Regions from separate parts of the Homo sapiens genome. Here region 2 is linked to region 1. Evidence: chromatin contacts called from ENCODE Hi-C or POLR2A ChIA-PET data. All regions are on one chromosome and are shown on one strand. Each heading gives the region's core, a stretch centred on a gene start or an enhancer-like site at or near the end of the contact. The rest is flanking DNA. Distances are from core to core; before and after follow the strand shown.

Region 1 (5,487 bases), core at 1,326-3,825:
AGGAAGAGCAGAGTTGCAGGACCTAACGAGGTCTTGCAGAGGGAAACAAGGGACAAAGAAGCATACTGTCCAGTCCCTGTGACTAAGGACTGGACAGGATGACATGCATTCTAGTAAATAGACAGATGACACAAGGCAAGAGATCCCATCTTGCCTTGGCCCTAATCCTCTAGAATATAGATGCTGCCCTGAGGCAAAGGGAGTAGGGTGGGGAATGGGATGGTATATTCACAAGCAGAAGGGGAGCTCAGAAAAGAAACTTAGTTATAAGAAAATTAAATTGACTCTGTGGCACTGGGAGTGGCACCTGCTACACAGAATTGAAGAGTTAAGGTTTGTACTAATGTAACTGCCTCTGGGCAGAGATCATCATCATGCTATGACGTGTAAGGACAGCTATGCAGTTGGGGAGCCACAGAAGGCTTCAGGGAGGGGGTGAAATGTGAGCAGGGTTCTCAGGCTGTTAAGAGTTTTCAGAGATGGAGATAGCAAATAGGGAGGTTGGAGAAAAATGCATTTCAGAAATGAGAAATCCTTAGTCAAGGATGCAGGGGCAGGAAAGCTTTGCATACATAAAGCAATAGCTCCTCTGACTTATCTACAGCTCAGGGTATATGCAGGTGAGAGCTCACAATCAGTCACTTAGTGGAGAGCCTTAAGTGACAGACCAAGGAGCCTGGCTACTATGTGGTAGATAATAGGGAATTACTAAAGGTAACTGAGCAGTGGACTGAGACGATCAACGCTGCCTTAAGAATACAGAGCTGTCTGGGCCGGGCGCGGTGGCTCACGCCTGTAATCCCAACACTTTGGGAGACCGAGGTAGGCGGATCATGAGGTCAGGAGATCGAGACCATCCTGGCTAACACGGTGAAACCCAGTCTCTACTAAAAATACAAAAAATTAGCTGGATGTGGCCTGGCGGGGTGGCTCACACCTCTAATCCCAGCACTTTGGGAGGCCGAGACGGGTAGAACACCAGGTCAGGAGGTGGAGACCATCATGGCTAACATGGTGAAACCCCGTCTCTACTAAAAATACCAAAAAATTAGCCAGGCGTGGTGGTGGGCACCTACAGTCCCAGCTACTCGGGAAGCTGAGGCGGGAGAATGGCGTGAACCTGGGAGGCGGGACTTGCAGTGAGCCAAGATCATGCCATTGCACTCCAGCCTGGGAGGCGGAGCTTGCAGTGAGCCAAGATCATGCCACTGCACTCCAGCCTGGGCAACAGAGCGAGACTCCATCTCAAAAAAAAAAAAAAAAACTAGCTGGGCATGGTGGCGGGCACCTGTAGTCCTAGCTACTTGGGAGGCTGAGGCAGGAGAATTGCCTGAACCCAAGAGGCAGAGGTTGCAGTGAGCTGAGATCGCACCACTGCACTCCAGCCTGGGAGACAGAGTGAGACTCTGCCATCTCAAAAAAAAAAAAAAAAGAATACAGAGCTGTCAAGAGTTGGAGGAAAGAGAATGAAGGAGAGGGTGACAGCCCAGGCACTAAGATGTAAGGGACTGGAAGTGCAATTGGAGCTATAGGAATGGACAGAGAGAGGCTGATGGAGACAGGGTTGGGCATCCTTGGCAAGAACTGATGTCAGGGAACAGGGAGGAAGGAGTTAATGATGGATGCTTCTAAGGTTACAAGGATGAGGAGGTGGGGAAAGGCAAGGTTTAGGCCTGAAGTAGAATATGTCAGTTGGAAATATGGATCTGGATTTCAGAAAGAGAGAGAGTAATATCAATAGTTGACCTTTGTTGTTAGAACTAGAAGAATTTTTTTTTCAGAGACAGGGTCTTGCTATGTTGCCCAGTCTGGCCTCAAACTCCTGGGTTCAAGCAATCCTTCTGCTCCAGAGTTACAAGTCACTGGGCTATAGGCACACACCAGAGTTGGAAGGGATTTTAAAGATCCCCTAGACTACTGCTTCTCAAACTTTAAAAGTGTGCATATGAATGTCACTTCAATAAAAAATGTAATAAATTCCCCCCAAAAAAGTATGTCCATCATTGGGGATCTTCTAAAAATGCAGATTCTCATTCAGGAGGTATGGGATGGGGTCTGAGATACTGCATTTCTAACAATTCTCAGGCATGCTGAGGCTGCGGTCCAGAGACCACACTTTAAAGAGTAAAGGACCAGACCAGTATTTCCCCAAGTATAACGTGGATGTGTCTGAGAGCACATATGAGGATTTTAGGTGATTCATAGACATTCTATTTAAAGATCTATTCGCTATTTGCTTATAATAGTGATGTGAAGTTTTCTTTAAATGCATTTAAGTATTAAAAAGTTAATTTGAAGAAATATTAAATAACAATGGAGGAGGCAGGCAATGGTGGCAGAAATTGGGCAGGTGGCCTGCAATTAGTAAAGTCTGGGGCATGCTTGTAGGAAGCTTCTGGGGGTACTTGTAGGAAGAGGGGAAAAATTTTACCCTACTCAGGGTAAAATCCAGTTTAGAGTAAGTAGTGGTGATGCAAGAGGAAAAAATGCTGCTTGATGGAACAAGGTGACTAACAGAGAAGGTGACTGAGCATTTCCGGAGCCTATGAGCATTTCCGGAGCTGTGAGCCCAGCACTGTATTGTAGTGTCATTTACTCTTCATGACTCTATAGATATGTATGTTACCATGATCCTAATGAGGACACTGTGGCTCAGAGAGGTCACCCTAGGTCGCACACCCTGAGCATATGTAAGTATCACAGCCAAGACTTGAATCCAAGTCTGTGTGACTCCAGAGCTGCACGCTTAACTTTTCTCTCAATTACCCTATTCAGCAGGCTGGAGACTTGTACAAAATTCTCTTTTCAATGCTGCTGCTGCTATTTTTCTACTAAGGCAGCTCGGTGTAGCTTTTTTTTTGTTTTTTGTTTTGTTTTGTTTTGTTTTGTTTTTTAAGACAGAATCTTGCTCTATCACCCAGGCTGGAATGCAGTGGCACGATCTCAGCTCATTGCAACCTCCGCCTCCCAGGTTCAAGCGATTCTTGTGCCTCAGCCTCCCGAGTAGCTGGGATTACAGACATGCACCACCACGCCCAGCTGATTTTTGTATTTTTAGTAGAGATGAGGTTTTGCCATGTTGGCCAGGCTGGTTTTGAACTCCTGGCCTCAGGAGATCCACCTGCCTCAATCTCCCAAAGTGCTGGGATTACAGGTGTGAGGTACTGTGTCAGCAAGAATTGTGTGAATGTCACAATTCAGCAAGAATGTCAGCAAGAATTGTGTGAATGTCACAAGAATTGTGTGAATGTGTCAGCAAGAATTGTGTGAACGTCAGCAAGAATTGTGTGAATTCAAATTCATTGAATTCTGTTTTGTAAATCAGGTATTATCATTCTCATTTTCTTTCTTTTTTCTTTTTTTTGAAATGGAGTCTCGCTCTGTCACCCAGGCTGGAGTGCAGTGGCGCGATCTCAGCTCACTGCAAGCTCTGCCTCCTGGGTTCACGCCATTCTCCTGCCTCAGCCTCCCAAGTAGCTGAGACTACAGGCGCCCGCCACCACGCCCGGCTAATTTTTTTCTATTTTTAGTAGAGACGGGGTCTCACTGTGTTAGCCAGGATGGTCTCAATCTCCGGACCTCATGATCTGCCCTCCTTGGCCTCCCAAAGTGCTGGGATTACAGGCGTGAGCCACCGTGCCCGGCCTATCATTCCCATTTTCAAGATGACAAACTGAGGCTTACCAGAGTTACACAATCAGGATTCAACACTTGGGTCTCTCTGACTCCAGGTTCAAGGCTTTTCCAACAAGCCCACCCCAACCCCGCTCCTCTTTGTGTGTTACCGTTGCTAATAATCAGACTTTCCTCCCCAGGCTGGAGTGACTTCCTACCATTTGCCAAACACATGCCCCCCACCTTGCTCTCTGCCCTGGTGGACAGATGACACCGTTTAAACCAATTCAGAGTTTAACCTATAATCTTGGTGTCAGTTGGTGGCTAATAGCTGCCTTGTAAGTTTAATAGGTGCACCAGATCTCCGGCAGGTGCAGACAAACCACAAAGAAACCCACTCTGAATCTCTGCATGCTGGAACTGTCCCTAGATTACAAACCAAACTGCATGTAGCGGTGCCATCAGGCAAGTCTCTTAAGTTTTGTCAGGAATGCTACAAAGACTTTTTAAAAAACCAACCTTTGTTTCAGATGTTACTAAAAGGAAAGGTACTGTAAATAACTCTCACATGGGGCTGATCAATTGCCCTTCTAAACCAAGATCTATTCATACAGCATTGTAACCAAAACCTGAAATACTGTTATTTTGCAAGGAGAGGGCATTCTAGAAGCAAGGATTTAAGTGTCAGACAAATAAGATTTACTCCAGATTCTAGTCAAAATCCCCTTTAATTTATGTTAAACATAGTATTTTAAGCATCACTAATTTTCCCTTCAAACAGGACTTCCATCTAGAAGCCAGGCCTTCTGACTTCCCTTTCCCGTCAATTCCCACAGTTCCCCTCCCTTTCCAGGCTTCCAGGCTACTTTACACAAATGCTTTCATCTCCATCAGTGGCTTTCCTGTTCAATGCATCATGACATTAGCATGGTTTTTCCCATCATTTTCCATCTGGACCCCACTCACCTAACAAAGTTTGCTCATCACTCATAGGCACACAGAGTCTGCAGGAGTGAGAGTAACAGGGCATCATGAAGGGACTGGCCAGGACACAGAAAACCCAAATCCTACCACAAATCAGCCACCCTTCCCCATGAGGCCCCAAGGGAAAGGGGTGCAAGGAGGACAGAGCAAGGCAAAGTAACACCTTATTATTGGCTGGTTGGCCTCTGGCTCTGAGTAGAACCCCAGCAACACTGGCTGGCTTGCGAGCTCCCTCACTGGAGCTAGCGAGGCTTGAGTGCCCCAAGGGGTTTTCTTGAATGCCCACCCCCAGACCCAAATCTGTGCCTCCACCCAGAGCCAGCCACCACAACACACCAGCAAGAAGAACAAGCAAGACAAATGGGGCGACGGACCCAATGCCTAGAACGGAGTAAACCTAGGCCACTCTCCCAGTCCTCTCCAGCCAGAGGAGGGTAAGGGTGGACCCTGGAGAGAATGAATGGGAATGAATGAACAGACAGACAACATGACAAGTGGGCAAAAAAAGAACTGTCAGGCCTTCTTCAATGGGGCAGGCCTCAGTCCAAGTTATTTCTCAGCCTCCTGGGAAGGAGGGCAGACAGAGCAAAAATAGGCCCCATCTCTTACTCTCAGAAGCAGAGAGTGAGGAGACAGCAGGAGAGAGGTCCCTGGAGGGAACAGGAGTCCAGTGCTTAGGGGTCTGGCCACACAAAAGCAGAGTGAGAAAGGCCCCACAAGTCTGCGCATCCAAGGCCGTGGAGCCGAATGCTCCATCCACCTCCCCCAGCCTCCTCAACACAGGCGCACATTCTCACCTGCACCTGTGGGCTGTGGCAACACTTCCTCAATTCCACACCTAGAAGTGGCCAGCTGGGAAGTTAAGGTGCTGAGACGGACCTCCGACTC
Region 2 (5,651 bases), core at 223-2,722, 57 kb before region 1:
TTAAGACACACACTTGTATGATAAGGTCCAGCTGACTTCCTAAAGCCCATGTAATAAATGTATCTGCTGGACAGCTGTCCTTTTAAGTGTAAGTAACTTCTGGGTGTTTCCAAGTCTGGGACATTGCTTACTTACCTCATTAAGTCCTACTTCTCAGAGAAGCTGCTGCCCCACATTCCTGGCCTTCCTTGAAGATGGAGTGAAGGTATATGATCAGTCTTCTCTAATCAGAGAGACTTATCTTCACAAGAGTAACATGCATAATCCATTTTGTGGCAAGGGTAATGGCGTGACACGTGGTGCTTGGGGGCAGCCATCGGGAGGCTCAGAAGTTCAGAGCCCACGTCACAGTGAGAGCTGCAGAGGTGGACACAAGTGTGTGTATGTGTGCGTGTGTGTGTGTGTGTGAGAGAGAGAGTACACTGTGTGTGTGTCTAAGCATTCAGTAAATGAAATAGGGATATGATTTCAAATCAGTTGGGGAAGACAGTTTAGTCAACAAGCAGTCTAAATATATCTGACAACTCATTTAGAGGAAAACTTAGATTCTTACTTCTTATAATACACTAAGACAAATTCCAAATGGATTAGGGTTTAAATGTAAATCAATGACATGAAATAATATATGAAGCTATCAGAAAAGTATATAGGGAAATAGTAATATGATCTTGGATGGGGATGGTTTTTCTACGTGTATTAGGATGTCCCAGTTGAGCCTGAACTGGGACTCAGAGTTTGGCTCTGTTTGGAACTGGGCAGGCTCGTACAGCCAGTGTGGGTTGGGAGCAAATATATAGTTTGGGATTTTATTTGTCTGCAGGTAAACAGGCCTTCAGGAGGTGAGGTGGCAGGAAGGAGTTAATGGTAGATATTGACTGAAATGGACACAGGTTATGGTAAGAGGCTTCTGGCCCCAGGGACCAGATCTGAGTGCCCATGAAGTAGGGACAGTTCTGTTAGGAACATAGTGTGGCCCTAGCACAATGAGCATGGAAGGGACCATTTGAGCACCCAGAAGGCCTTCTGGGCCTGAAAGCACAAGGACTCGAGGCTTTCGTGGAGGTCTACAAGGTAATGCAAGTAGTATGGAGGCAAAGCCTGCCACGCATGAGGATCAGGAGCAGAAGTTGTGGCCACCTCACCTGCTAGATGCTTCCTTGTTTATATAAGGCTGGTTCTACAGATAATCAGTAGATTAAGAAATGACTCAGAGGGCAGATTCTGGCAAGACCATGGTGGTGATATAGTCTTTGAATCTCTTCGAATTCTCACACTGAAACAGAAAACCAAAAAAGCATGGAAGCATTTACAGCAAAACTAGATATTACAGATTAAATAATGGTGGCAAATACTCTGCAGCTCCTTACATCAAAAGCTGGAGTCTATCCTTCCACTCTTTGTGTCTGGACTTGCTTTCAACAATGGAATGTAGAGGAAGTAACACTGGCTGACTCCACAGCCTTGGTCTTGTTGAACAACCTGACTCACCTCCCTAATGATGAGACACCTCCATGAGTTCATAGTTTTGTTTTGTTTTTTTTTTAAGTCAGTTTTTGATGATGACAGGGAATCAATTCATTATCTTAAAAATTGATGTATAGGCCAGACATGGTGGCTCATGCCTGTAATCCCAGCACTTTGAGAGGTTGAGGCGGGTGGATCATGAGGTCAGGAGTTCGAGACCAGCCTGGCCAACATGGTGAAACCCCATCTCTACTAAAAATACAAAAAATTAGCCAGGCGTGGTGGCAGGCGCCTGTAATCCCAGCTACTCGGGAGGCTGAGGCAGGAGAATCACTTCAACCTGGGAGGCAGAGGTTGCAGTGAGCTGAGATCATGCCATTACACTCCAGCCTGGGCGACAGTGCCAGACTCTGTTTCCAAAAAAAAAAAGAAAAAAAGAAAAAACTTGATGAATAAAGAGAAAGCATTTATTCTGCCTTTCCTATATGAATTGTGCCACTGTGTAAGCAAATATTAGATGAGGCACAGCACCTCTTTATAATAAAAAGTATTCCAGTGAATGAATGAGAAAAAAGAACTAGAATCATCAGCAGCCTATAACCCCAATGAATTAAGACTGAGGCGGCCAGGTGCGGTGGCTCACACCTGTAATCCCAGCACTTTGGGAGGCCGAGGCGGGCGGATTAAGAGGTCAGGAGATCGAGACCATCCTGGCTAACACAGTGAAACCCCGTCTCTACTAAAAATACAAAAAATCAGCCGGGCGTGGTGGCGGGCGCCTGTAGTCCCAGCTACACAGGAGGCTGAGGCAGGAGTAAAGTGTGAACCCAGGAGGCGGAGCTGGCAATGAGCTGAGATCGCACCACTGCGCTCTAGCCTGGGCAACAGAGTGAGACTCCGTCTCAAAAAAACAAACAAACAAACAAACAAAAAGACTGAGGCAATGTGCACCAACAGCTACTAACATTACAAAAAAAAAGAGACAAGCAAACTTGATGTGCCACCTGATGAAGAAATGCAGTACCATTTATAGTCTTGCCCAAGGGATCAGCCATAAGTCTGATCAAGCCTCTGAATCAGTTGCCAATTTGCAGGAAATAAAAAGGACATAGGCAAACACGCTGAAGTGCACCATGGGATCGAAATGGACCAATTCCAGACCGTGGGCAACTCTACGGGTTGAGTACCTCTAATTTTTCAACAGATAAATTCTTTTTTTTTGAGACGCAGTTTCGCTCTTGTTGCCCAGGCTGGAGTGCAGAGGGGCAATCTCAGCTCACTGCAGCCTCCGCCTCCGGGGTTAAAGCAATTCTCCTGCCTCAGCCTCCCAAGTAGCTAGGATTACAGGTACCCGCCACCATGCTCAGCTAATTTTTTGTAATTTTAATAGAGACGGGGTTTCACCATGTTGGCCAGGCTGGTCTCTAACTCTTGGCCTCAGGTGATCCCCTTGCCTTGGCCTCTCAAAGTGCTGGGATTACAGGCGTGAGCCACTGTGCCTGGCCTCAACAGATAAATTCTAAGGAAAAGAAAAGAATGGTGAGAAATCTGTTAAAGAATCTTTTAAGAAATTGTTTTAAGAGGGAAAGACCAAGCTGTAGTATATAGGAATACATATTTGGGTGATAAAACTATTTTCTAAACTATGAGGAAGTGATTAAAGTCGGGCCAGCAGGAACTTTCTGGGGGAAGGAAGGAGTAGGATTGGACAGAGCCCAGGGTGGACCTTCTGGAGGAGGCAGCTCAGTTATGTTTGTGGACCTGGGAAGGGTTTGCCTTAGAATAATTCATTAAACTGTATATTTGTTTTGTAAGATTTTCTGTTTCTGGCTTTTTGTTTGTTTACAATACAAAGGGTTTTTACAAAGAAATAATTCTGAAAAGCAGGAAGTGAAAAAGTGAAACAATTATAGCTAGAGAGGTCTTCTCATACTGTTTATGGTTAGAGAAGCTGAAATAAGAAGCTGAACTCTGCTAGAGAGGCAAACAATACGGGCAGTTTACCTAGAGTGATTTTTCATAAGGGTAATCATCTTTTTGGGGAGGAAACAAATTAGAAGGGGATTAAGCAGTTTAACAGATGTGCAGAGAAAAAGGCTAGAAAAGGTATATACGGCATTTGCCTAGAAAGGATATACAAGGTATTTGCCATGGCATATTTTGAAATAAAGCATTATGAATGTTATTTATATTAATTCATGTTCCTTATCTAATGGTTCAACAATGTACATATATTGATTTTGTGAAACAAACCATTATTTTTCTTTTAAACTGGTTAACACCAGTCAGTAGAGTGTTTCTCTAGGTCCTGGTGGACACAACCCCTGTAGCAGTCTTAGATCCTGAGCCTGTCACACTCTGCCCCAGGCATTAAGAGCGTCCCATTCACACCCTTGGCTTGGATAGGTCCTTGCCCACAAGGAAACCTTTAGGTCATCATTTGGCTTCCCATATTACTGTCTTTCAGGGAGAGAATGCATTGAAGAGCTAATGTGAGCATTCCTGTGTATTTCATAGTAATATTTCTCACTGTAAATTAATACATGTTAAAGTACTTGTAGAAGGATTGGCTTAGGTCAAGAAGATGAACACTACTTTCTCTGAAAACCATGAGAAGGATAAATGATGAGATTTATTATTTTATACTTTAAAACCCTGGTCTATTTTTCTTCTGGACATTAGGATGAATCATCTGCTGAGTCCAGGGAAGGCTGGAACAGCTGCAAAAGGCAATGAGAAAGGGCTGAACCAAACACAGGTGAAGGAATTACTTCCTAACCCTCCAGATCCTACCTTGCACTGTCTATGCTGGCTCACCAGATCACCAAAAGGCACCCAAATTCCTGATTCAGATTCAGCTAGGACATACTAACACACTTAGAAATGCCATTCCCATCCAAGCTTAAATATTCACATACATATGTTATATATATAAATATATATATTTTTTGAGACATTTTCTATTGCCCAGGCTGGAGTGCAGTGGTATGATTTCAGCTTACTGCAACCTCTGCCTCCAGGTTCAAGTGATTCTCCTGCCTCAGCCTCCCCAGTAGCTGGGATTACAGGCATGCACCACCGCACCCGGCTAATTTTTGTATTTTTTTTTTTTTTTTTTTTTTTTGTATTTTTAGTAGAGACAGGGTTTCACCATGTTAGCCAGGATGGTCTCGATCTCCTGACCTCGTGATCTGCCCATCTTGGCCTTCCAAAGTGCTGAGATTACAGGCGTGAGCCACCGCGCCCGGCCTAATTTTTGTATTTTTAGTAGAGACGGGATTTCACCATGTTGGCCAGGTGGGTCTCAAACTCCCGACCTCAGATGATCTGCCTGCCTTGGCTTCCCAAAGTGCTGGAATTACAGGCATAAGCCACCGAGCCTGGCCAATATTCACCTATATTCTTTCCTAATATATTTGTGTATGGTTTCATGTTTCAAATTTAAATCCTTAATTCTTTTAGAATTTGTTTATATTTATTACGTAAAGTAAAAATCTAATTTTATTTTTCCAAATATTAGTTTGTCAACACCATTTATTGACTAATCTATCCTTTCTCCACTGGTTTAAAATGCTGCCATTATCAGGACTGATGCCACAGAAACAAAATACTGACCTTAACACTGAGGAGATTCTTCCATATTTTTAGTTAAAAGTCAGTTGTGGCTTCAAGAGAGAGGACCAGAGCCTTGATTCTAAGACTAGACAGAGCTTATGCTGGCTCACTTACAAATACGCATATATAACCACCAGCCTCCTTTCTCCCATCATGAATTCACTACCGGTTACTCAAAACAAGTGTTCTGGAATTAGACAACCTGAATTTGAATCCTGGCTCACTCTTTACTACCCAAATGGCATCGGCTACTTCACCTCCTTGTATCTTAGCTTCTCCCTCTGTAAAACGGGGATAACAGAAGGATCTACTGCACAGGCAATTGTGAGGACTAAATGAGATAAGGCACTTAAAGTGCCTGAGCAATAACAACACCAGCAGAGTATTATTTTTATGGTAGTGATCTTATCATCATTCTCATTATCACCATCCAGATGAGCTTATGATGGAATGTGGAGGATTCATATTCACTCTTCATTCATTCAATGAAATGCTATTGAGCATTTACTGTGTTTCAGCTACCATTTTAGCAGTGAATAATAAAGGCAAGGTCCCTACCCCTCAGAACTCAC

What was found. A loop is a pair of places that touch in the nucleus more often than their neighbours do. ChIA-PET counts read pairs that join two places held with the same protein, here RNA polymerase II (POLR2A). Pooled maps may share reads with other maps.
Region 2: a map of MCF 10A shows a loop between it and region 1 (5-fold over the local background). The contact joins two enhancer-like sites. A Hi-C loop is called at or near these places in 4 of 168 maps with a recorded cell type or tissue (IMR-90, MCF 10A, aorta and 1 more) and 2 of 50 pooled maps. POLR2A ChIA-PET finds 5 or more read pairs at or near these places in 3 of 52 experiments (AG04449, T-cell and endothelial cell of umbilical vein).

The regions. Positions count from the first base shown.
Region 1 is chr5:142,469,564-142,475,050 of GRCh38, reverse strand. No RefSeq gene overlaps it. Among named protein-coding and RNA genes, the nearest start is that of SPRY4-AS1, 150 kb to the right of the region's middle. RefSeq lists enhancers at 1-551, 2,453-2,747. Within about 2 kb of position 2,575, at least 7 of the 41 ENCODE cell types and tissues checked have a DNase peak (open chromatin) inside an H3K27ac peak, as active enhancers do; they include endothelial cell of umbilical vein, where a contact is called at or near this core.
Region 2 is chr5:142,525,617-142,531,267 of GRCh38, reverse strand. No RefSeq gene overlaps it. Among named protein-coding and RNA genes, the nearest start is that of FGF1, 160 kb to the left of the region's middle. Within about 2 kb of position 1,472, at least 4 of the 41 ENCODE cell types and tissues checked have a DNase peak (open chromatin) inside an H3K27ac peak, as active enhancers do; they include endothelial cell of umbilical vein, where a contact is called at or near this core.